3 separate regions of the Mus musculus genome follow, and all the other regions are linked to region 3. Evidence: chromatin loops called from intact Hi-C (ENCODE). Cell type or tissue: left cerebral cortex. All regions are shown on one strand. Region 1 has its middle 20 kb from the start of 1700054K19Rik. Region 2 has its middle 110 kb from the start of Gm20387. Region 3 holds the start of Grm7 (glutamate receptor, metabotropic 7).

Region 1 (8,000 bases), 1.5 Mb before region 3:
AGATGGGATGCAGAATTTAGGCATGAGAAAGCTTTTTTAAAAATTGAAAATAGATTCTTTTCTCATACAAAACAACCACACCACAGGCTCCCCTCCGTCCACACCTCCCGGCTTCTTCCCATCTCCCCTCTCTAAGATCCACTCTCCCTCTGTTACCATTCAGAAAAGAGCAGGCCTCCAAGATACAGCAACCAAACAGAACAAAACAAAACCCAATAAGATAGGGCAAAAAAAAAAATATCCCCCAAATCCCAGAAACAAAAAACCCTCACACTGAGTCTGGAGAAGGCAACCCAGCAAGAAGAAAAGAATCCCAAGAGCAGGCAAAAGATGTTGCGCCCACCTCGTCAGGCAAGGAAAAAACGCAACATAGTTGGATTCTTCTCAACAGCCTTTTTTATTCCTGGAACGCCTTGATGCTACGGGAACTCCGGAAACCCAGCAAGGACTGCTTATATACACCCCAGCACTGGGGAGAGCTATGTGTCCTCCTGGGATTGGTCAGTGTGCTGGCACTTTAATTTGTATGCACCGCTCGGGAGGGGTTGGCGCCAGATTCGGGCTAGGGCCTGCGCAGTGTTTACGGTGACAGTGTACCGGAGGCGGGCGCCATCTTTTAGGCGCCCGGCTGCCTACAAAAAGAGGTAAAGACACTCCCACATTTAGGACTTTTCCTTAAACACCAGACTAACAGTCATAGCACACATGTAGAACCTGTTGCAGACTCATGCAGGGCCCTGTGCTTGCCACTTCAGCCTCCATGAGACCGTATACACCCTGCTTCATTGACTCAGTGGGGTTCTGGTGTCCTCCACCCTCTCTGACTCCTGCCATCTTTTCTTCCTCTCTTCCAAGGGATTCCTCGAGCTCTGAAGGAGGGACACAATAGGAACCTTCAATTTAGACTCTCTTTGCATAATGTTTGGTCAAGGTAGCAGATGATGAGCTTGCTGGTGACTGGACAAGATGCCAATCTATGACTATAGCAGAATACCATTAGAAATCATTTAATCTGTCTATTTTCTTAGACCAGTCATGTTTTGTCCCCCACCCCCTAGGTCTCTGGGTTATCTGGTCTCCGGTTCCTGGACCTCCAAGCAGTGTCAGGAATGGGGTCCCCTCTTGTGGAGTGGGCCTCAGGTGTTGCTTGGCCACTCCCACAAGTTCTGTGCCACCGTTTCCACAGCACATCTGGTAGGCAGAATGGATTGTAGGTCAAAGGTTTTGTTTCTGTGTGGGTGTCCATCTTTCTCTTTCAGTAGGCTGCAGAGTACTTTCTGCACCAAGGAGACATGAATGTAGGTATGAAGGGTCCATGTAGGCACCAGCTTGACGTCTTGACATTTAATGAGCTGATGAAAGTTGTCCTGTGCAATGGAGCCCCACTGTCAGTTTGTGGAGAGCAACCCTCTGTCTTAGCATCAGCTTGGGTTGTTTGGAAATCTCCACAGGATCCCTTGGCCAATAACTCAATCTAATGCAACCCAGTCCCAACCACTGGGAGTCTTGCCTAGCTACAAGAGATGGCTAGCTCAGACTCTACTTCTCCTGTTACTAGGAGTCCTCACTAGGGTTACCCTCATAGATTCCAGGGAGTTTCCAAGGCACTAGGTTTCCAAATGCCCCTCCCCCCGGTCTTAGCTGTCTCTACCCATGCTTTATTTCTCCTTACTCCATCCCACCTCCCCCAGTCTGATGCCTCCTTCTCCCAACTCCCCTTTCCCTCCAGTCCACCTGCAAAATCTATTCTATTTTCCTTCCAGGGAGGTTCATGTGTCCTCCCAACCGCAGAACCCTCCTCTTTTCCTAACCTCTTGAGTTCATGGATTATAACTTGGTTATCATTTACTTAATGTCCAGTGTCTACTTATAAGTGAGTGCATGCCATATTTGTCTTTGTGGGTCTGGGTTTCCTCACTTGTGGGGAGCCGCCCTCACATTCACTGTTACAAGATGGCGCTGACATCCTGTGTTCTAAGTGGTAAACAAATAATCTGCGCATGTGCCAGGGGTAGTTCTTCACTCCATGTGCTCTGCTTTCCCCGTGACGACAACTCGGCCAATGGGCTGCAGCCAATCAGGGAGCGACACGTCCTAGGCGGAAGATAATTCTCCTTAAAAGGGATGGGGTTTTGCCATTCTCTCTCTTGCTCCTGAAGAAGTAAGCAATAAAGCTTTTGCCGCAGAAGATTCTGGTTTGTTACGTCTTTCTTGCCGGTCGAGTGAGACGCAATACTCACTCATGAAGTTTTTTCTCATTTCATTCATTTGCCTACACATTTTACAATACCATTAAAAAAAGAAAAACAGCTAAGGAATACTCCATTGCATACATGTACCCCATTTTCTTTGTTGATTCTTAGGTTGAGCAACATCTAGGTTGTTTTCAGTTTCTGGCTAATGTGAATAAAGGTGCTATGAGCATAGTTGAGCCAGTGTTCCTGTGGTAGGATGGAGTGTCCTTTGGGTACATACACAGGAGTGGTATAGAGCAGTCTCTAGGTAGTTCAATTCTCAATATTCTGAGGAACCTCCATATTGATTTTCATAGTGAGTACTCCCACATCAATGGAGGAGTGTTCCCCTTGCTCCACATCCTCATTAACATGAGATGTCACTTGTGTTTCTGATCACAGCCATTCAGACAGGTGTAAGGTGAACTCTCAGGGTCGTTTTGATTTGCATTTTCTTGGTGGCTAAGGATGTCGGACATTTCTTTAAGTGTTTCTCCGCCATTAGTGAGATTACTCAATTTATAATTTTCTGTTTAGATCTGTATACAATTTTAATATTGAATTATTTGTGTTTTTTCAAGTATCTAGTTTCTTGATTTTTTTTTATGTCATTTGGATATTAGCTCTCTGCCAGATGTGGAGTTGGTAAAATTTTTTCCCCATTCTGTAGGCTGCCTCTTTGTTCAATTGACTGTGTCATTTGTATTATAGGTTTCTTTGAGGTCCCATTTATTAATTGTTGATCTTAGTGCCTGAGCTATTCATGTTTTGTTCAGAAAGTTGTCTCCTGTTCCTATGTGTTTCCTCTATCAAGTTTAGTGTGTCTGATTTTATGTAGAGGCTTGACTTGGACTTGAGTTTTGTCAAGGCAATAAATACTGATCTATTTGTGTTTTTCTATATACAAATATTCAGTCTGACCAGCATCATTTGTTGAAGATGCTCTCACCCCCTACCCTTACCCCCACATATGTCTAGTTCCAGATTTCAAGTCCTAAATGAAAAAAAAAGGCACAGGACATTGTATCATACAACAGGTGTTGGACTTCTGGATATCTGTGCTGGTCCTTCCTCATCTCCAAGACCCACGACACTGAGGAGGAGAACATTAGCTGCTTCAGAATTGTGGACTCTCAATTATGTATGGAATTTTGGAACCCGAGCTGCAGAATCAGCAATACCCACGAGGGGGCAGTGTGGTAACAGCTCTGATTTCAGGAATCTGGCCTACCCAGCACCTTTGTGCACTAGTCAATTGAGGCTTGAGTGGCAAAAGTGTGTTGAGTTTGTAAGGAGGGCACTGCTGTATTATGGTGTAATGTCTGTTGTAAATGATATTTTAATGTTTGGGCCCTTACTCAGAAGAATCGGAAAATGAAATAAAAAAAAAGAAACAAAAACGCTTCTTTACACTCTTACGTAGAAGTGAGACCCCTAAGAACCGAATAAATGAGAGATAAATGCTTTTTTTTTCTTTCTTCATTACAGCAGTCTTAGAATTTATAACCCTTTTCTTTTGAAGATCGATTTTTGTTTCACCAAGTATTCTGGAAAGTTCTGCTTATGGCTTTTGGTTTCTGTCTGTAGAGAGATTTCTGATAAGGATGATAGTCATCAAGTGCCGTGCTCCATCCACCCATATTTCTTAGTTGGGCCACACACTGTTCTGATGGAGAAGGCAGGCGTGCTTATCCTCAAGGGAACAACGGTAGATTCCATTACCAGCTAGCAGAACAATGGATGCATACAGCCTTTTGACTGGAAAGTGGGGTAAAATGTGACTCAAGCACCTTTCCCCAGCAAAAGCCTTTCCAAGCTGGAGGGATTTGACCAAGAAACGGTATGGCAGAAGGATCTTCTCACTGTCCCAGTGGCCTGTCCTAGAAGCAAGGTTGTCAAGTGTCCGGTGTCAGGTACTTCTGCACCAGCCCTACATTGCTGCAATGTGGGCCATTTCCAAACTAAAGAGTTTTAAAAGCCCACAGTGACCACTTTGTCACTGTCTGAACTCAAGTGCTTTCCTTTGATCTCCATGGCCCTGAGGAGAATAGCGGGCTGGAGGGCCCATGTGCAAGGAGAGTGAGGGAGGCCCTGCACACTCAAGATGGAACCCCGATGCTGGCTTGCTTCTCTTCTGCACATTTTTAGACTCAGTTTGTCTGGTATTTGGGCTCCTTAACCCCAAAGTCCTTAAAGTGAACTTTAGTGTTCCACTTTTGAAGCTGTTGACTTCTAAAAGTCAGTGCAGAAGCAGCCAGTCTCCTTAATGCCTAGACCCCAAAATGTTACAACCACACTGTCACCCTGTTGACCAGCCAAGGACAGTTCTGCTTTTTCTTCAAAGGAAGAATAGAGAGTAGAGGTTGAATCTGATCAAAATCTATTCTCTCCCTCCCCTCTCTCCCTCCCTCCCTCCCTCCCCCTTTCTGTTTTTGATACAAGGTCTTACTATATAGCCATGCCTGACCTGGAACTATATGTAGATCAAGTTGTCCTCAAACTCACAGAGATTTGCCTGCCTCTACTACTCAAGCATTGGTATTAAAGACATGCTTCACTCAGTAAAATAGGCATACACACACACACACACACACACACACACACACACACACACATACATACATATATATAATGAAATTTGTTATTGTGTGTAATTAACACATGCTAACAACAAACAAAAGGATTAGATGTCTCCTCTGATGGAAAAAATACAGCAACACTGAAGAATTTTCAGTTGTCTTCAATACCTTCAGATCCTTAAAGCACTGAGAGAATTCTCCATGACATGTTGGGGACCTGACCTCTACTGTCCCTCACTGCAGATCTAGTCTCACTGTGGTCTCAATATCAGCAACCAGACCCAGGAGCCTTTTCTTGGGATCTAGATCTACAGCAAGACATGTGTGCTCTAGGTTGCTCCTTGCCATAGTGTGGTACACACACTTACAATAGCATACTTCTTATCTCTTATCTGTGAACCTGTCCCTGGACATTAGAGTGGAATGCACATGGCAGCTATCCACGTGTGTGTGTGTGTGTATGCATGCGCATGGGCACTTTTGAGCACACGTGTATGTATGTGTGTGCCTACATATGTGTGTGTGTTTGCCTGTGTGTGTGGGTGTCTGTTTGCACATGGAGCATAGATGCCTACTATTTTCAGAAGTACCAGAACCCCTGGAGTTGTAGCATCAGGAGACCCTGAATTTCCCTACAGTGGTGCTGGGAACCAAACTTGGATCTCTCTTTCTCAACATCCCAGCTTGGCTGCTTTCTTGCTTCTTATCTTACATGAGGGAGGAGCAAACAGTTTTCATCTGCTTACATTAAACTTGGTACCCTAGAGACCCACCTCCATATTGCTGGTACCGGAGCTGTTACCAGGATGTGCTAGCTATTATAACCATGCTTATGGTCTGCCTCTCCCAGTGAGATGCTTGGAATGAGTCCAGTCAAGGCAGAGTAGCAGGTCACCTGCTGGGGGGGCGGGGGGCAGACCCACCCTGCTGTTCTGACTGAGCTACCCTTGCAGGGACATGATTTTCCCTTAGAGTGGGCAGAGTTTGGAATCAAGGGGCAGGAGGGGGTTTTCCTTCTCCTCTTTCCTGCTATACTTAACAATAGCCCATATATGAGATTTCCCTTGGTTATATTCTTTCTCTTTCCTGTCCCCTCTTCTTTCTTTTATTCTTTCAACAAATATTTAAGTGACTCTAACAGACTAAGTTCTGGTCACATGGAATATGGAAGATAGTTCTGAGTCTTCATTCATCTGGAAGATTCTATTAAAAATAAGTGAGGATAGTTGCCAGATGGTAGTAAGAAAGAGAAGTCAAGAGAGGTCAGCATGTGGTAGACTGGGGTAGATTCAGGATCATTGCTAGTTCAAGAGGAAGTCAGGAGATACCTGAAGAAGAAGCATTTCAAGTGGGGGAACAGCATGTGCAAAGGCCCTGGGGCAAGTACAGGCTGCTATGTTTGAACAAGATCAAGAAAGCCAGTGTGCTAGCAAGACCCAGTTGAGCAAGATGCTATCAACAAATGATTTTATATGGAGCTACCACCTAAAATTCTTTGAAATAATTCTTTGAATTCATTTCATTCTAGAAACCTCACAAACATCCTTGAAAGGACTTGGGGAATAGAATGACCAGACAGTATTATTTGCCTATGATGGCTCTAGTTTCTATTTATTATCTTCGTGGAGAATTAATTAAAGACCCCTCTTCACTCCCCAAAGCACCCTGAGTGGGATGGTGGAGGGGGAAACTGAGGCATAGAGAGGGTAGTGAGGGAGGGAGTTGAACTCTAACTGAAGTCAGCCTGTGAATGTCCAAGTCATTTCTTCTAGAGTTTTCTGCTTCAAAAATGCTTCCACTTCACAGACCCTGGGGAACTAAACTCCTTGGGGTGGTTTACTGTCTCTTTGATTATTCTCTAAACTTCTTTCAGAATGGTGCTTAGATAATTTTGTAAACATTAAAGAAGCTGATGCTAGGACCAGCAGGTCCTTTGAAGAGAGATTTCAGTTTTGGCAACAGCCTGCAGGGCTTTGGAGCCAGCTCCTGTGAGTGAGTTGGGAAGATAAGCTGGGGACACTTTCTAGGGCTGAGGTCAGGGTTTGAATTGTTGATTTATTCCCTGTCTGGGAAGTGGAACTTGAGGATGAAGATCATTCTCAGAAAGCTGTATCATAAATGCTCCAGCAGTAACAGTGTCATTAGAAAGGGTCTAACTTCTCCACATTATCCATCTTTGCGTCTCATTTTTCCGCTTGGTAGAGATGACATACTGTGTCTAGACTTTTGTTGCTCAGCACATTTAGCTTGGAATGAGAGGATGTCTCTCCTGGCTGGTAGGCATGGCTGACTTTGGATGAAGAAAATAAATCAACCCTTCCTCCAAACTCAGGTTGCTGTCGGCTCAGTGTTTGGACCCCTCTGTATCAGCTCCTGCCTCTAGCCAGATTCCTTCCGTGTTTGACTTCCGGTCTTCAGTTTCTTTAATGACAAACAGTGATATGGAAGTAGAAGCCAAATAAACCCTTTCCTTCCTAACTTGCTTTTTGATCATGTTTTTTTCAGTGCCGTAATAGAAGACCTAAGACACGAATGAGTTATGTTTCTCTAGAGACACCCACACAGACATACCCAGAACTGTGTCTTCCAAATGATTCTAAATCCAGCCAAGTTGACCATGAGGATGAACCAACACTGCAGCTTTTCAAATAGTCAGTATGTTTAGTTTTGTAAACCTGTTTCCCACTGTAGAATTCTGGGAGCCTTATATTCCTTTCTCTGGACCTTCTTTCTCTTTCTTTCAGACTAAGCCAGCTAAGGTTTTAGCTAAGGTTTCTTTGAGATAGTTGAGGGAACTTATTACCGTGCCAGATTTCTTCAGTGTTATCCAAAGGTTTCCCATCATCTCTTTGACCTTGTCTGTAGGTCATGGGTTCACCACAGTCTCCTCTTCTTCTTCTTCTTCTTCTTCTTCTTCTTCTTCTTCTTCTTCTTCTTCTTCTTCTTCTTCTTCTTCTTCTTCTTCTTCTTCTTCTTCTTCTTCTTTTTTTTATCTTTAACCGTCTGTATAGGCTGAGAAATTCCCAAATCATCACAACATCTGCTTGCTTAAAGAAATTATTTGATCTCATTCCTTTCATGTTTTACTATAAACAATAAGAAAAAGCAGCGCTGTGGTTTTGAAATGTTGCTTAGAAATCTCTTTAGCTGAACACTGAAGATCAATATCAAGGAGCCATGCTTTTGC
Region 2 (8,000 bases), 100 kb after region 3:
AGCCTCCACTGCACATGTACAGAGGCTCTTTTCTTGGCTCTTGTAACATAAAATTTGTATCTATAATAAAATGATTTTAATATGAATGCTGCCTTTAAAATAATTATATTTGATCAGGAAGGTTGATTCCATTTTTGTGGGTACCTGATATGTATATCAGTATATCATTTGGTACTCTTTCCTGTTGAATTACATATAACTTTTGTCTGGTGAGTTTGGTATCTCCAAATAACTTGCTATTCTTATAGTCACCACTTGAGAGAAGAGCATGGGATGTGGATCTAACCAATGGGTCCCCTTTGACTTCGGTGTCTGTTCAAAGATGGACCACTGTTAAGGATTGTGTGACTTCATTAAAACATTGTTAGCTTAAGCAACATGCAAATATTACCATGGCACTGATCATCCCTGAGACAGTCAACATTTTAATAACAGTAATGTTACTGTAGATAGTAGTATACACTACACATACAGAGTGGGAGGAGCTCATTCACTCGGTTGGGAATGAATGGTGTTGCAGTACTTTTGAAGGCAGTCTTGATGACCCTCATACAGCTTACATGCACTTACAATAAAATCACTGTTGTTTACCAACAGAGTTATAATTACTTTAGTCATAATTAACCAAACTCAGAAGTATTTAAGATAGCTTTTGTTTTTGTAAATTTTCTACTGCTTTAATAAAATAGCACAAAGAAGACAACATATAGTTAAACAAGACAGCATTTATTTGGGACATATAGATATCCCAATAAAAAGGCAACACATTCATTGAAGATGGTGGGAGAATTTTGAGCTTCAAAGTTCACCCATTAGTAACACAGCTGCCCTAGCAAAATATGCTACTAATGCAGGACCATGTGCTCCAACTTGTGAACCTATAGGAGGCAAACTCATTGTCAACAAGTGAATAAAAAGCCAAACTCATCCATCAGCAGGAGAGCATATTTCATCAAAAGAGTTGATCTATAGGACATGGATAGGACCAATTAGTACTTTCTGCTATGTTAAAGAAGGAAGTCTGGAAATGTCACTTATAGTTTGATTCCAAATGGGAAAATTTTGGAAAGATAAAAACCTCTTTAGAGTGTCTACAGCTATACCCACAAAAATGTCTCTAGCTGCAAAAAGATCAGGGTAAAGAAAGAAAGGTCAATCCATAGAATATAGAAGTTTTAGGGTGGTCAAACCAATCATTAAAATGATAGCTCCAAGACTCCATGTATTACTCCAATCTTATGCACTACACAAAAAAAAAAAGGGTGGCCACCAGTTTAAGTTACAGGCCCCTATTTAATAAATGAACATCAATTCTCATTTATCTACATTACAAATGTACCACAATCAGCCTGAATAACTAGAAGGGAATGATGGGGACCCTATATATTCTGTTCAGTTTCTGGTCTTAACTAAAATGTACACTAAATATAATTTCTATTAATTTACAAAATGATCAAATGAATTATAATTTTTTTAAATCTTAACTTTTTTATTACGTATTTTCCTCAATTACATTTCCAATGCTAGCCAAAAAGTCCCCCATATGCCCTCCCCCCCTACTCCCCTACCCACCCATTCCCACTTTTTGGCCCTGGCATTCCCCTGTACTGGGGCATATAAACTTTGTGTGTCCAATGGGCCTCTCTTTCCAGTGATGGCCAACTAGGCTATCTTTTGATACATATACAGCTAGAGTCAAGAGCTCCGGGGTACTGGTTAGTTCATAATGTTGTTGCACCTGCAGGGTTGCAGATCTCTTTAGCTCCTTGGATATTTTCTCTAGCTCCTCCATTGGGGGCCCTGTGATCCATCCAATAGCTGACTGTGAGCATCCACGTATGTGTTTGCTAGGTCCTGGCCTAGTCTCACAAGAGACAGCTATATCAGGGTCCTTTCAGCAAACGCTTGCTAGTGTATGCAATGGTGTCATCGTTTGGAGGCTAATTATGGGATGGATCCCTGGATATGGCAGTCTCTATATGGTCCATCCTTTTGTCTCAGCTCCAAACTTTGTCTCTGTTACACTTTCCATGGGTGATTGTTTCCAGTTCTAAGAAGGGTCAACGTGTCCACACTTTGGTCTTCATTCTTCTTCAGTTCCCAGATGCCCCTCAACAGAGGAATGGATACAAAAAAATGTGATACATTTACACAATGGAGTACTACTCAACTATTAAGAAGAATGAATCTATGAAATTCCTAGGCAAATGGTTGGACATTGGGGGCATCATCCTGAGTGAGGTAACACAATCACAAAAGAACTCAAATGATATGTACTCACTGATAAGTGGATATTATCCCAGAAACTTAGTATACCCGAGATATAAGATACAATTTGCAAAACACATGAAACTGAGGAAGAATTATAATTTTTGTGTTGTTTTGGATTGAAAGTCATATTAAATACTACTTTGGAGGTGCAATGTGGGGAAAAGCTGTCTATACAAAGAACAATGCAATGTAAACTGAGTGAATGACAGGAAGAGAGAGAGAGAGAGAGAGAGAGAGAGAGAGAGAGAGAGAGAGAGAGAGAGAGAGAGAGAGAGAGAAATGGAATCTCTCATCTTTTCTGGCTTCTGGAGAACAACTTAGCTTGGACTCAGGTCTATGCAAAACCTTTCATTTATAGTCCATGAAACCAATTTAGGCTGATCTGGTCTTTCTGCTACTTGATGGATTTACAGAGATTGATAGTGTGATTCTATTTATAGGGTATGGTTAAAAAATCATACACTATTTTTCAAGTGTGGAAGGGAACAATTTTCAAACAACACTGATAACAGAACCTGCAGAAATTCAGTTAAAGATAATGAAACACACTCTTAGGTGAGCAACGTTTTTAGTCTGGGTAATAGAAGTCCAAGATATCAACAGAATTTCCTCAGGAGCAACATCTGAATGGATTCAGACAACAACTGTCATATAAAGTGTATCTCATATATAAGTATGGAAGGAGAAAGTCTCTCATACTTAATGGCAAACTTCTCTATTTAATGAGCATCTTTTGAAGTGGATTTGTTTGTTTGTTTTAAACTCAGATGTTTGATGAAGACAAAACTTGAACATCACTATGTTTAAAACCTGGATAAGTCCTAGTGTAGGAATGAGCTCTGCTCACCTCCAAGAAAAACTTAAAAAAGAATAACCGCCAAGCAGAATTCAAGCACATGGAAATAATATAGAAATGGATTTATTAGAACTTTATACCAGATAAATTGACTGGGTCAGAATGGCCTGGTAACTTTTCCCACAGTAACAATCAGCATATGCTAAGGTAGGAAGGAGATAGACATCTGACAGAGCAATTTCTATGTTGTAATATAGCAAACAATAGGAGGTAGCATGCCTATACAGAGTATGTTACTAGGTCTATATATACAGTGTGTGTAGACGTGTACTTGATAGCAAAGGTCAAATGACACTTATTTTAGAAATTCCCCCTTTTCCCCCTTGCAGCAGAATGCTGGTCTTAGGAAGATAATCTCAGGGCACCTTTTAAAGTCACTGGTATATATATATTCTTTTATATTATGGAAAAAGCATGTAAGTGAGCAGTACTCCTGGAAGTCATTGAAGGATCTCACTGATGTCTAGCCACTTCTGATAATATGTCATCAGTTATCACAGATAGACACTTTCATCTTAATACTCCAACCACAAAAAGCCAAGAGGTCATCTTGGTCTGGTCAGAATCCAGGGTAGCATTTCCTATGGGTATGTATAGGTGGGCATACATACCACGTGTATTCAGCATATGCATGCATGTGTATGGTGCTGAGGATTGAATTTAGACTCTCACACATGCTACGTAAGTACTTTACAACTGACCTACATTCACAGGCCTGTTTATTTTACTTAATTTTTGAGTTTCTTTTGAGAAAGGGTCTCAGGAAGTTCCTCATCCTGAATTTATGATTCCCCCTTTCATAATTCTCAGGAGAAGTTATAATGACAGCACAGCCCTACCAGCAATGACTTCTAAGCTTTCTTGAAGTCACCATTTCTTGCCAAGTATTTCTTCTACTCAACTTGTGGCAATTTATTTATTACTTGTTTTTCAGACTCCTTCCTTTCTGACTTCCTGACGTTTTCAATTTCTGCTGGAAGACTGACATATGTCTGTGATAATGTAGCCATAGTGATGACACGTATAATAGTCTTTTATTGTTCTATCACACTGTACTTCTTAAAGACTTTGGAATATTGTAGTCCATTTTAGGAACTATGCATCACTTAAGGTTTAAAAAAATAATAACTGACTTCTCAAAGGTGACCTAAGGATGTCTGACTCAAATAACTGTCTTTTTAGCAGGTACATGGGCAATTCTGCCAACTGGGATTCCTGCTGCTAATGTGGTTTCCCATATTGTTGTGTGGGAAGCCATCGTGACATCAGCCCCTACACCACCGTTCAAATAGCAGCTCTCACACACACCTACTCTCTACAGATCATCACGGACAGCTTCCTTCTCTCCTATTTGTATAAAAAAGGGAAGCAGATGAACTGTGTTATTTGAGGGGGTGGAGATAAAAATTTACCAGCTATTTCTTGCAACACAGAAACCATGGAAAAGGTTTCCAGAAAGATTTGAAGCAGAAATGAACACTCTTGGACTCAGATCTTGCCTAAGCTGCTCTTCAGGCATGTCTTCCCTTCCATTTCTGAGTTCTGGCAAACGTGTCAAGGAAAGATGATTAATCCAGTTTCTGAAGAAGTGTTTGCAGTAATGAGAAACATGGAATGTGATTTGTGTGAGCATATTGAAGTGGGTTTGTGTGTGTGTGTCAACAGCATTGAAGATAAAGCTAAGTAAAGACAGTTAAAGATTTACTTGCTTTTTAATTAGTTATATTTAAGGATGGAAGTAGTTTGGAAAGTACAGAGCCTTCAGAGCATAGCTTTTGGTAGGCAGAGTTGGTTGAAAGCTTCTAGCAGAATCTGTTACTCAATGAACATCTTTGAATGGTTTTGAGCATGCTTGTTTACCATATGCCTAACAAACACTGCATTCTACTGTTAATTTCTCAACAAAACCTTGGCTTTTTACATAATCATTTGCAAGTTAAGATGGCCTTAAGAGTCCTATAAAATAACTGAAACGGTAACTTCTATTAATGACTACTAGTACAGGACACTGTTCACGTGTGTGCATTTACAATAATTTCTTTTTCTTTCTTTTAATTTTAATTAATTAATTTATTTGTTTTTTTGTTTTTCAAGACAGGGTTTCTCTTTGTAGCCCTGGCTGTCCTGGAACTCACTCTGTAGACCAGACTGGCTTTGAACTCAGAAATCCGACTACCTCCGCCTCGCAAATGCTGGGATTAAAGGCACGTGCCACCACTGCCTGGCTCTTTTTCTTTTAAAGACAGGTACTGTACTTCTCAATAGGTGAGCATGATGTCAGGTATTATTCAAAACAAAATATCTAAATAGAGAAATGGGCTCATGTCATAACTGAATGATGCACAGGTCGGCTCTCTCAAGGGAAACAGATACAGCCAGGGTGGGCATAAGTAAACCTAGACAAATCATAAGTAGGTATTGGGTGGGGAAAAGAACTAAAGCCCTGAGGGCCAGCAGAAAGAATGGAAACAGGCAACCTCCTGAGGTAAGAGGTTGGTGGTTCCCTCCAAAGTGTACCAGAAGCCTGGGAAGTGAGAGACTCTCAGGACTCAAAGGGAGAGACCTTAGACGAAATGCCCTACATTGGGGAGAGGGAACTTGTAGAGCCCACCTCCAGCAAAAAGACAGGGCATCAAGTGAGGGATGGGGTTTCCATTCCACTGTCAAAACTCAGACCCATAATTGTTCCGTCTGAAAGAATTATAGGGTTGGAAATGGAGAAGAGCCTGAGGAAAAGAAGTTCCAGTGGCCCAAAGTGGGATCCAGCTCAAGGGGAGGCCGCAAGGTCTGACACTATTACTGAGGCTATGGAGCGCTCACCTATCACGACTGCATTCCAAAAGACCCAACAAGCAGCTGAAAGAGTCAGATGCAGACATTTGCACCCAACCAATGGACAGAAGCTGCTGACCCCTGAAGTTGAATTAAGGAAAAACTGGAAGAAGCTGAGGAGGAGGGCGACACTGTAGGATGACCAGCAGTCTCAATTAACCTGGACCCCCCAAGATCTCTCAAACACTGGACCACCAATCAGGCAGCATACACCAGCTGATATGAGCCCCCCAACACATATACAGCAGAGGACTGCTAAGTCTGGGTTTAGTCAGAGAAAATACACCTAAACCTCAAGATACTGGAGGTCCAAGGAAGTTTAGAGGTCTGGTGGATGTGCAATAGTCGGAGGGTGTACTAGGAGAGGAATAAAATCTGGAATTTAAAATAAGTAAATATATAAATACAATTTTCAAAATCAAAGTTGAATGTCTTAAAAACTGTTTTTGAAAAGTTTCACGTGAGCAAAATTACATTTGGACAAATAAAAAATGGTGTGTGTGCTATTTATAGTACCTCCAGAATGTTTGTACTGTCTTAAAACTTGTGTGTTTTATGTATTCATCCCTCTATCCCCCGAAAGCCCTGTCAGCCAATGCCTGCTTTACTTCCTCAATAGTGTGAGATATTTTATTTAGCCAAATGACGAATCTCTTCTGGATAAAGGGGAAAACTAGTTTCTAGATTTTAAATGGAAGGTTAGTTTTGAATTGTTTTAAGTAGCCCAGGCTAAACTTGGAACTCATGGTCTTACAGCCTCATCCTCCTGAGTTCTGGTATTACAGATTTGTACCACCATACCCAGTTGGGAATTTTCATTTCAGAGATTTTTTTTCTTGTTTCAAGTGTCATATTGATATGTTCATTGCACTTTGAGCAATTTAGACAGTTTATTTTAAATTTGTGTGGTTCAGTTCATAAAAATCTAGCTGCAGCCTGATTAGGATTGAGGTGTCCAGCACACACACATAGGATTTTTTTCTCACATGAAGAATCTAGATTTTTGCTATAGCTGTCCTCACTCATAATCAGTGACACTAAGCTTATTGTATAATTCATAGACAGTAGAAATAGTTCTTAACAGAACCATCTATATTGATTAAGTATCCATCTAGTGAGTTATATCGAATTGCCCCAGTATGTGATAAGGCAAATCACATGATATGCAGAACAGACATAGAATATACTGGTTTGTTCTTATAGATTTCAGCAGATGGCACAGAACAGGCCCCATGTATAAGACCAACTCTTGATACATCATGTATCACACAGTTTTACCAGAAAATTACTAACTCTATGTACTCAAAATGTACCTAAGACAGGTGTGATGGAGTGAACAGGGTCAAAAGAGATGACTCAGTGGCTAAGAACACATACCGTTCATTCTTGCAAACATCTGAGTTCATTTTTTAGCACCTATGTTGAATATCTAACAAATGCCTATACCTCCAGTTCCAAGGATTTCTGAGCCCTCTGGTTTCTGTGGTAACTTGAATATACTTATTTGAGCCTGTGTGTGGCTCAAATAGAGATGCATAAGGAACAGGTAAGACTCATTTGCTTATCTGTGCTATGCCTATCAGCTCTGGGGTAGAAGCATTTGGGCTAAGACCTAGTTACTCCAGTTATTGGCTGAGTTAGTCACATAATGTTATTGTGTATGTACTTTCTGATCTGGACAATGGGAAATATACTACTACCCTCTTAAGGATGCATATGGCTTCATTTCTGATGAGATATAAGGCATGGAAGGTTCTAGAAATCACAGCCATCTCCATTATCTTATTCTCTTAAGTATAAACACTACATTCATGAATATATGGCCTACAATGGAGTTTTCTTTGTAATTCTTTTAGTCTTTCAGGAAGCCTACTGTACTCCATTGTGTTCTTTCTTCTCCATAACGAAAGCCTGAAAGATATTGCTATATACACCTAAATTTCATAGATCTAAATTATGTGTTTTTCCAAGGACCATGCTTAGGGTTTTAACTGTATAACATCCAGTAAAATCCATGAGAAAGAACTGAGTGTCTAAGTAA
Region 3 (8,000 bases):
TGAGTGTGAGAAAAGGAAACAGGGGTTGAGAAATGCCTATGAGGAAGGGAAACCAAACAAGGAAACAGAGAAGCATAAGGACACCTTGTCAGAGTTCCCTGAACTCAATTTCTAACCCTCAAAGCTATCCATTTCTACCCAGTGCAGTGCAGTCTAGGAGACAGAGGCTGCAGGGACCAAAGGCAGAGCACTGCGGTTGGAGCCCTAGATCTGCCTTTTTGAACCCAGGGCATAAGACCTGCATAACCCGCTTTAGCACATCCACTGTTCTTGGGCAGAGCAGACTGAGTTTCCCAGCTTAGAGCCTGGAATTCTGGGTGTGGGGCTGCACTAGTGAGGGAGGGGGACAAGGAGCGCAGGGAGCAGTCAGTGAAAGGGATTTTATTTCGCAGTTAGCATGAGCTCATCCCCAGCTGAGGTCTGAAGTGGCAGCAGAAAGCTAGCTGATCGCCCAGCTCCTGCCACCGGCCGGACTGCAAATGCAATTTAGGCGGTGCACAAAATTGCCAGGAGGAAACCAACTCAGGGGGATCACGTCAGCAGGCGGGGTCTCCCCAGTGGGGCGGATACCCCCATGCCTCTGATGCAGATGGGCTACAGGTCGTAAATTCAACCCCAAAGAGACGGGCAATTATCATCCACATGCGGGTAAACCCCAACCCTCTTTTGAAGAAGGGGTTTCTTGAGGTCTTCGAGAATATTTCCATGGAGTCGAGGTTTCCTAAGTGGCTTGGGCATGGGAAGCTGGGGAGTTGAGAAATGCCATTTTCAAAGCATCTTCTAATTTTTCATATTCCTTGTGTCTAACCTGCTCCCCTAGGAGCCCAGACACTTTTACAAGCCTGTTTCCGAACCATATTTCACTCTAATGCAAACCATTTAAATCATCGCCTTGTTTTTTCCGAAGATTGCTTCTTGTAAATGGGACCATAAATCCGGGGAGTCATGCCGTATGGAGTGGAGCGTGGACAGGGAAAGACATAAAAGAGGAGTAAACTAAGCAAGGAAGATACCTCCTTGGGTGGGGTGGGAGGGATTCGACAGGATCTCCAGGGTAGAAATGTTGGAGTGCTGGCCTGACCCCTGCAACCCATGAAGTCCAAACCAGCTTTTAAGGTTAGAGCGCAGGGAGCCACAGAATGCTCCTCCCCAAAGGGAGCGCCCCCCTACCTGGAAAAGCCTCAAGATGTTGGCTACCATGATGGAGACGGAGCTCCCCGAAGCCCCAATCACTCCAACTACTTTCTCTGGCTTGACGAAAACCGGGGGCTCTCCGTTGGTGCAACGCACGTCGGAGGTGTCCTTCTGGATAAGCGCCTGGACGAAAGTGAGCGACTGTTCGAGCGCATAAGTGTCCCTGGAACAAGTGTCCAGGATCCGCGCGCCTAACGTTACGTTGGGCAGCAGGTTGGGATCGCTGTTGATCTGGTCGAGAGCATAAAGCATAGCTTCCAGCCTGTGGATCCCATTCTCCCTCTTGATGTCGCCGCAGGGCACTCCGCTGGGACCCTTGGCGTGCACTGGGAACAGCCCCCCAAGGGTGACGTCCCCCTCGATCCGGATCGAGTGCGGGGCGTACATCTCCTGGCCGCGCGCCGCCGCCGCCAGCACGCACAGGAGCACCTCCAGCACGCAGCAGGGGAACTTCATCAAAGTCAGGACGCGGAGCAGCTTCCCCAGCTGGACCATGCCGCTCCGGATGCTGCTGCGGTAGCGGCGGCGGCGCTGGAGGGGATGCTGGTGGGCTCTCCCAGGTCCCGGCTTCTCGAGGTGAGCTCCTTTCGGGGGAAGCCCCGGGGACTTCTGTAGGCACAGAGGGTGGAGGAGACAGAGGAGGTGCAGCAGGAGAGGGGTGGGGGGTCCCAGGGCGTCAGCCAGTCTTTGGCACCTGGCACTGTAGCTCCGCTGGCCCGTGCACCAGCTTGCGCTCCCCGCTCCCTGGCTTGCCGCTCGCGCTCTCCAACAGCCAAGCACTGGGGAGAGGGCAGGGATTGCTATCGCTTTAAATGGTCGTTGGGCTCCCTCTCCTCCTCCTCCTCCTCCTCCCACTCCCTCTCTCCCTCCCTTGCTTGCTATCCATCTCTCCCCACCCTTCCCAGCGCCCGCCCTCCCCACCGGTTTGCATCATCACGCAGGGAGGGGCTGCGTGCTGAGGTAAGGGGGGGGGGGTGGAGGAATGGGTGGGTGGCCCGGGAGCCGAGAGGTTGCCTGTTCAGGGGAGTTTCGTGGTCCCCAGGGAATCTGTGGATTTCTGGATACTAGTAAGGGCTAAGTAAGCTCTTGTCCCCAACTCTGTGATGGAAACCTCAGGTTCACCAATACCCACGCCCATGTTCTAGGAACTGCAGACATCCACTTGGGATGAGTCGCGATATTGGTGCTGACTTATGGGGAGCCCCTGAGTCTGATCTTTGACTGTCAGCTCTGGCAGAAAGCTAGGGAGTACAGAAGTGGAGCAGCCAGTGAAAGGGGGCGGGAGGAGAGGAGATTCCAGTCTCTAAAGCTAGCTCAGAAAAATACTGGACATTCTGGAACCGGATTCTTGACTAAAGTCCTTAACCAGAGGCTTCTCCTATAGTAGGTACCCTCTATCCTGGAGGGAAGCTGAAGCCAAGAAGAAATCTAAAGTGGTACTCCACCCTCGATCTTCCTAAGGGCCAAGGCTGGTCAAACTAACCACATTCTTCAGCAGGTCAGTGGGGAAATTAACCACTGATTCAGTCAGTGCTTTTCCTTGCCTTTGCTGCAAGAGGAGACACTAAGAACTCCAGCACTTTCCTCTGTAGTGTTGATAGGTGCACTGCTCCCTTCTACCTATTTTCCAAGATACTCCTGGGCTGGTGACAGTTTTTCTTTACAGTTAAGAAACAGCAGGTAAAGTGGGGGAAGGTAAAAGGAAGTAAAAGGAGCTGGAGAAGTCTCTTTAAAGATGCAGATAGTAGGTTTTTGTGGTTTTGTTGTTGTTATTGTTTGCTTGTTTGTTTTCATTTGCTGCCATGGGATTTGGGGAACAAAGCAAAGAATGCTCAGGCAAGTTTCACTGTAGAAGGGAAAGTACCCCTCCTGAAACTAGCCCATTCATGCAACAAGTGTCCTTAGCTCTCTTACAGGGAAATTTAACATTTCTCTGGGACCTTAACTCAACTCTTGGTAATGTTTTCTGCTGTAGTGTGTAAAAGCTATATTGTACAGATTTGAGGGTGATGGAGAGAAAGCCACAAACAAGAATATGCTTTCTGGTGTTGATGAAGAATCTATTGTTAGATATAATATATAGTTCTGTTATATTGCCTCTACCACCAACTACCTGTGTGTCCTTGGTATTTCAGTGCCTCTGCCTGAATTTTAGTTTCCCCATCTGGAAAGTGATGAGATTGAGTTGGATGTCCTCCAAGTTGTCTTTTAACTAAAATCCTTTGTTAAAATAGGCCATGTCCCTTTGGCTACAGCGTTCTTTTTAGGCCAATATTCTCTGTTGCTTTATGCATAGGGAACCAGGACAAAAAATCTTCAGAACCCATCGCCAACCTTAACTGGCACTGTGGACTTTATGTGTTAGGCCAGGTGCTTCTGCTGGGCATCTGTTCTTCTTCCACATATGAATAGTCCATCACTTTCATTTGGGACATGTTCCTCGCTATTTCAATGCTTATGGTTTGAGAACGGAGCCCTCTTCCTATAATGTAGGTGTGGCTTATTAGTTCATGTGATCATTCTAGCCATAGTGCCATGGTCAAAAGAGAGAATAAAGGTCAACCAGAGTCTGAAGAACTCATCTTTGCCTTTGGTGGAGAAGCCAAAACAGAGGCCAGAGACTGGAGCTGGAGGTGGGGCTATCACTGCACCTGGTCACATCTCTGTAAAGTTGGGGGAAAAAAATAGGCCCTCTGCTTAACCCCTTCCTGTCCCTCTTTTGGAAAACTATCATGCTTTTCTGATTTTCCAAGTACAAGATATTTTACTGTCATCTTCAATGAAACTGTACTGTGATTCACATGCAAATTATATACATTATGCATATCAGTCACCCACTGTCTTGATACCTACTACAGCAATGTACACCCAGCATAATTACATATCATGGTGGCTCCTGCAGTGTGCAGCCAGTCTGTACATTGAGGATGTGCTCTGTGTTTGAATCCCAAACTGAGGTAGAGAGCAATGAAGACAGGGATGGAGAGGGGTATGATAGAGTGGATAGGGTCAGAGATGATACTGATGGGAGAAAGGAAGGAGTAAAAGAAAGAGACACAGAGATAGGGGAATGCATAGTCTAGAAAAACACATAGAGTGGGGGACAAATAGAAAGTCATCTCAATAAATTACTTCAGAACTCCCCCCATCCCCTATCCAGGCATACTTGAAGCAATATTTCTAGGGTTTTCCACTTATATGCATATGTGTTTTCTTTCTATTGTTTGAAGTCAAGAGCAGTCTTGTAACTCTTCTATTGTAATGCCCTACATCAGAATGCTGAGTGAAGTAGTTGGGATAGGGATTCTGTCAATATAGAGTTGTCGAAGCTGCAAAAGAAGAAAAAGCAAATGGAACAACTGAAAGGAATACAGTCAACAGCACACGAGGACAAGGATGCCTGATTTTAAATACCAGTGGCTTGGGCTCTCTTTAGTGAAAATGGAATCTTTCTTTTATTTTGAATTTCATGCTATGCTTTAGAAAGTTGCTACCAAATAGTACTCAGGGATGAGTTACAAGTAATCACTAGTTTTCTCCTGCACATGTATTCATCCATTCTCTCCCATTGCCCTCTCCCATCCCATGATAGTCCCATGAATACCTTTAAGCCATCTGTGCCACCCCAAATGCCACCCCATTCAGTGGGTGTTTTCTTGTGATGGCTAGTTTTATGTCAACTTGACACAAGCTATAGTCTCTGGAGAGGAGACAGCCTCAATTGAAAAATTGGCTTTATAAGATTGGGGAGGAGGCAAGCATTGCTATAAAATTTTTTCTTAATTAGTGATTAGTGTGGGAATGCCAAGCCCATTGTAGGTGGTGCTATCTCTTGGTGTGTGGTCCTCAGTTTTATAAGAAGGGAGGTTGAGAAAGACTTGAGAAGCAAGGAAGTAATTATCATTTCTCCATGGCCTCTGCATCAGCTCTGGCCTCTAAATTTCTGCACTGTTTGAGTTCCTGTCTTGATTTTCTTCAGTGATGAACTATGATCTAGAAGTATAAGCCAAATAAACATTTTCTTCCTGTACTTGCTTTCAGTCCTGGTGTTTCATCACAATAATAGTAACCCTAGCTAAGAGCCCTTTCTCTTTGAGGATTCTCCCTAAACATCTGGCAGCTAGTATCATATCCCTTGTAGTAAGCTATTTGTGTATATGTCTGACTTCTCTGCCAAGTTGTAAGATCCTTAAGGGTAAGAGCTAGAGTGTTAATTTTCTCTTCATCCAAGACAATGTTTCCAATGATGTCTGTGTCTAAGTTTCACTCATATATTGAAATGAATCAGAAGTGGTTCAATCTGAGCTGTCCTTACCTGGCAGTGACCAGAACCTCAAATGGACAGAGCACATAAATTTCTCATCTCTTAGTCATTATGCACAGTTTCTGGAATATAATGGATAATTAATGTTCTTTAAAATACTTTTGTTTAGAAAAAATGGAAGTCTGAAACAGCTTTACCTTAAGCACTTGATCAACTACATGAAAGTATAGATTGATTCTTCTGGATTTAAGACCTCACTTTTTGACCAATAGCTGAGCTTGCTGCCATGGGCTGCCTGAACAAGGTAAGAGTCACTGAGATCCGTTTTTAGGTAGACATTGGCATCTCTGAACTATATAGAAAGCAAAATTTATTACTAGAGAAAGAACATGTGATACTGAGTTTACAGAATCTCTATGCATTTCGAACACACAGCATCACATTTATTTTTATATATGAAGCCACAGTGGAGAACCTAGCCCTTTATAGTAGGCATTTATTTTTCATTGGAATTATAAATTAAAATCACCCTGTAAAAATTGTTCAGGTAGAACTGGGATAATGATTATTATAAGGGCAGGTGTAACTGAAAAAGAATCGAGCTTTATCCACAGAGATAATACATTATAAAAGTGTCTGCAGGCTTGCTTCTGTACCATCATCCATCTCTACTCATGGTCTCATAAAAATATCTTACTGAACATAAGAGTTCCTCCCTATTTTTGTTGAATTTTATTAAAAGATTTAGCTCCATTTTTTTTTAGATTTTTAAACCTTTATTTTATGTATTTGAGTGTTGCCCAAATGTATGTTTGTGTTTGTATGCAGTACCAAGAGGCCAGAGAAGAATTGGATGTTCTCCAGTCCTGGAACTGGAGTCATGGATATCTGTGAGCGACCACATTGGTCCTGGGAGACCAACCAACCAACCAACCAACCAACCAACCAACCAACCAACCAACAGCAAAATCAACAGCAAAAGCATCTAGTTTTCGGCAAGAGCATAAAATGCTCTTAACCACTGAGCCATATCTCCTGCCTCAATTTCATCTGATTTTTTTTTCCTATGATTTCACTTTCCATCATACTGTGTGGAAAACACTTTCTACTTTTAATTTCTGTCTGTTGCATATGTGTGTGGGTGTCTGCAGGCCAGAAGAGGGCATAGTTATCTCATGTAGCTACCACTGCAAGCAATCTTGAGCATCTCAGCATGGGTGCTGGGACCCACACCTCCTCAGGATCAGCAAGAGCTCTTAGCTGATTAGCCAAACCCCAATATCTTTTCTGTATATATTTAATTCTAATTTGTAATCTACCAAGCTACCATTAATTTCTGCTTCCTTTTTTTCCTATATGTGAGCATATATGTGTATATGCTAAGTATATATCTAGGTAAGGCCTAGAAGTAGTTGTCAGCTCTGGAACAAGATTTACAAGTGACTGGTAAGGTACCGAATTTGACTGCTAGAATCTGAACTCAGGTCTTCAAGAGCAGCAAGTCGTATTAGCTGCTGATGCATCTCTCCCCCGCTTAGTAGCATTTCTTAAGCTAAAACAATCTAAATATCATTCCTTTCTTCATACATATATCCAGCCACATGTTTTGGATTTTTTTTCTGACATAGTATCTCAAGAATCCATTTTTCCAAAAATAAGATTGACCTTCTTGCCGGGTGGTGGTGGCACACGCATTTACCTTTAATCCCACACTTGGAAGGCAGAGGCAGGTGGATTTCTGAGTTGGAGGCCAGCCTGGTCTACAAAGTGAGTTCCAGGACAGCCAGGGCTATACAGAGAAACCTTGTCTCGAAAAACCATAAAAGAAAAAAAAAAATGACAGTCTTATCCTTTTACCTCCTAAGCATGGGGAACAAACATGGACTCATCACGGTTATATACAGTGCTGGGGATTGACCTTCATACTTCTCCTATGCTCACAACCATCTGCAACTTTACTTCAAGGATTATGTTTATCTTTTCTGAACTTTCTTAGAACCAGGCACATGATGCACATACACATGCACAGGCAGAATTCTCATATGCATAAATTGAAAATAAATAAAAATTCACCTAGTGAATTCTATCTTCAGATAGAATAGAATGGAGACAGAATTAAAATGGACATTCACACTTACTTTACATTATTAAATATGGTCACTTTTCCCTGGAGAAAAAGACACTATTACATTTTGTGTTGTATTTTTCTGAGATTCATTTTTTGGTAGATATATTTATGTCATTTAACTATCATCTATTCCTCATATTTCTTTTTTCTTATTGTTAAAATATCTGGTATTGCACAGAAATACATAGTAAAAGCCTCTGCAGGCCAGGTCAAAAGTCACTTCCCTTGATCGTCTTATCTTCCTTTATAAAGGTCTATTTTGCTTTAGGAACTCAAGTAAGTGGTACACAAGACAAGTTTTAGAAGATTATTATTATTATTATTATTATTATTATTATTATTATTATTATTATTTTGGTTTTTCGAGACAGGATTTCTCTGTATAGCCCTAGATGTCCTGGAACTCACTCTGTG

What was found. Hi-C counts contacts between places; a loop is a spot of excess contacts. Peaks named below come from ENCODE experiments on the same cell type or tissue, not always from the same donor. Only the 100,000 strongest peaks of a DNase experiment are listed, where the experiment ranks them.
Region 1: a loop joins it to region 3, with 5 times the contacts of the local background. A loop is called at or near these places in 3 of 42 quality-filtered maps.
Region 2: it touches region 3 in a loop (10-fold over the local background); 2 of 42 quality-filtered maps call a loop at or near these places.

Annotation. Positions count from the first base shown.
Region 1 is chr6:112,186,689-112,194,688 of GRCm38, reverse strand. No RefSeq gene overlaps it. Among named protein-coding and RNA genes, the nearest start is that of 1700054K19Rik, 20 kb to the left of the region's middle. In left cerebral cortex, a CTCF peak has its summit at 3,419 (motif pointing right); DNase peaks (open chromatin) are centred at 444, 3,422 and 7,400.
Region 2 is chr6:110,535,505-110,543,504 of GRCm38, reverse strand. No RefSeq gene overlaps it. Among named protein-coding and RNA genes, the nearest start is that of Gm20387, 110 kb to the left of the region's middle. In left cerebral cortex, no CTCF peak of the experiment used is centred here; DNase peaks (open chromatin) are centred at 3,858, 3,959, 4,434 and 4,625; H3K27ac peaks cover 306 bases.
Region 3 is chr6:110,639,557-110,647,556 of GRCm38, reverse strand. Grm7 (glutamate receptor, metabotropic 7) reads right to left here and starts at 1,959. Exons shown (of 10, transcript NM_177328.3): 1 at 1,171-1,959. The coding sequence starts at 1,689. It overlaps Gm20387 (a long non-coding RNA gene), which reads left to right and starts at 2,162. Exons shown (of 4, transcript XR_001785349.2): 1 at 2,162-2,692; 2 at 5,628-5,762; 3 at 6,287-8,000. In left cerebral cortex, a CTCF peak has its summit at 6,603 (motif pointing right); DNase peaks (open chromatin) are centred at 1,378, 1,614, 2,004, 3,387 and 2 more places; H3K4me3 peaks cover 2,898 bases; H3K27ac peaks cover 2,690 bases.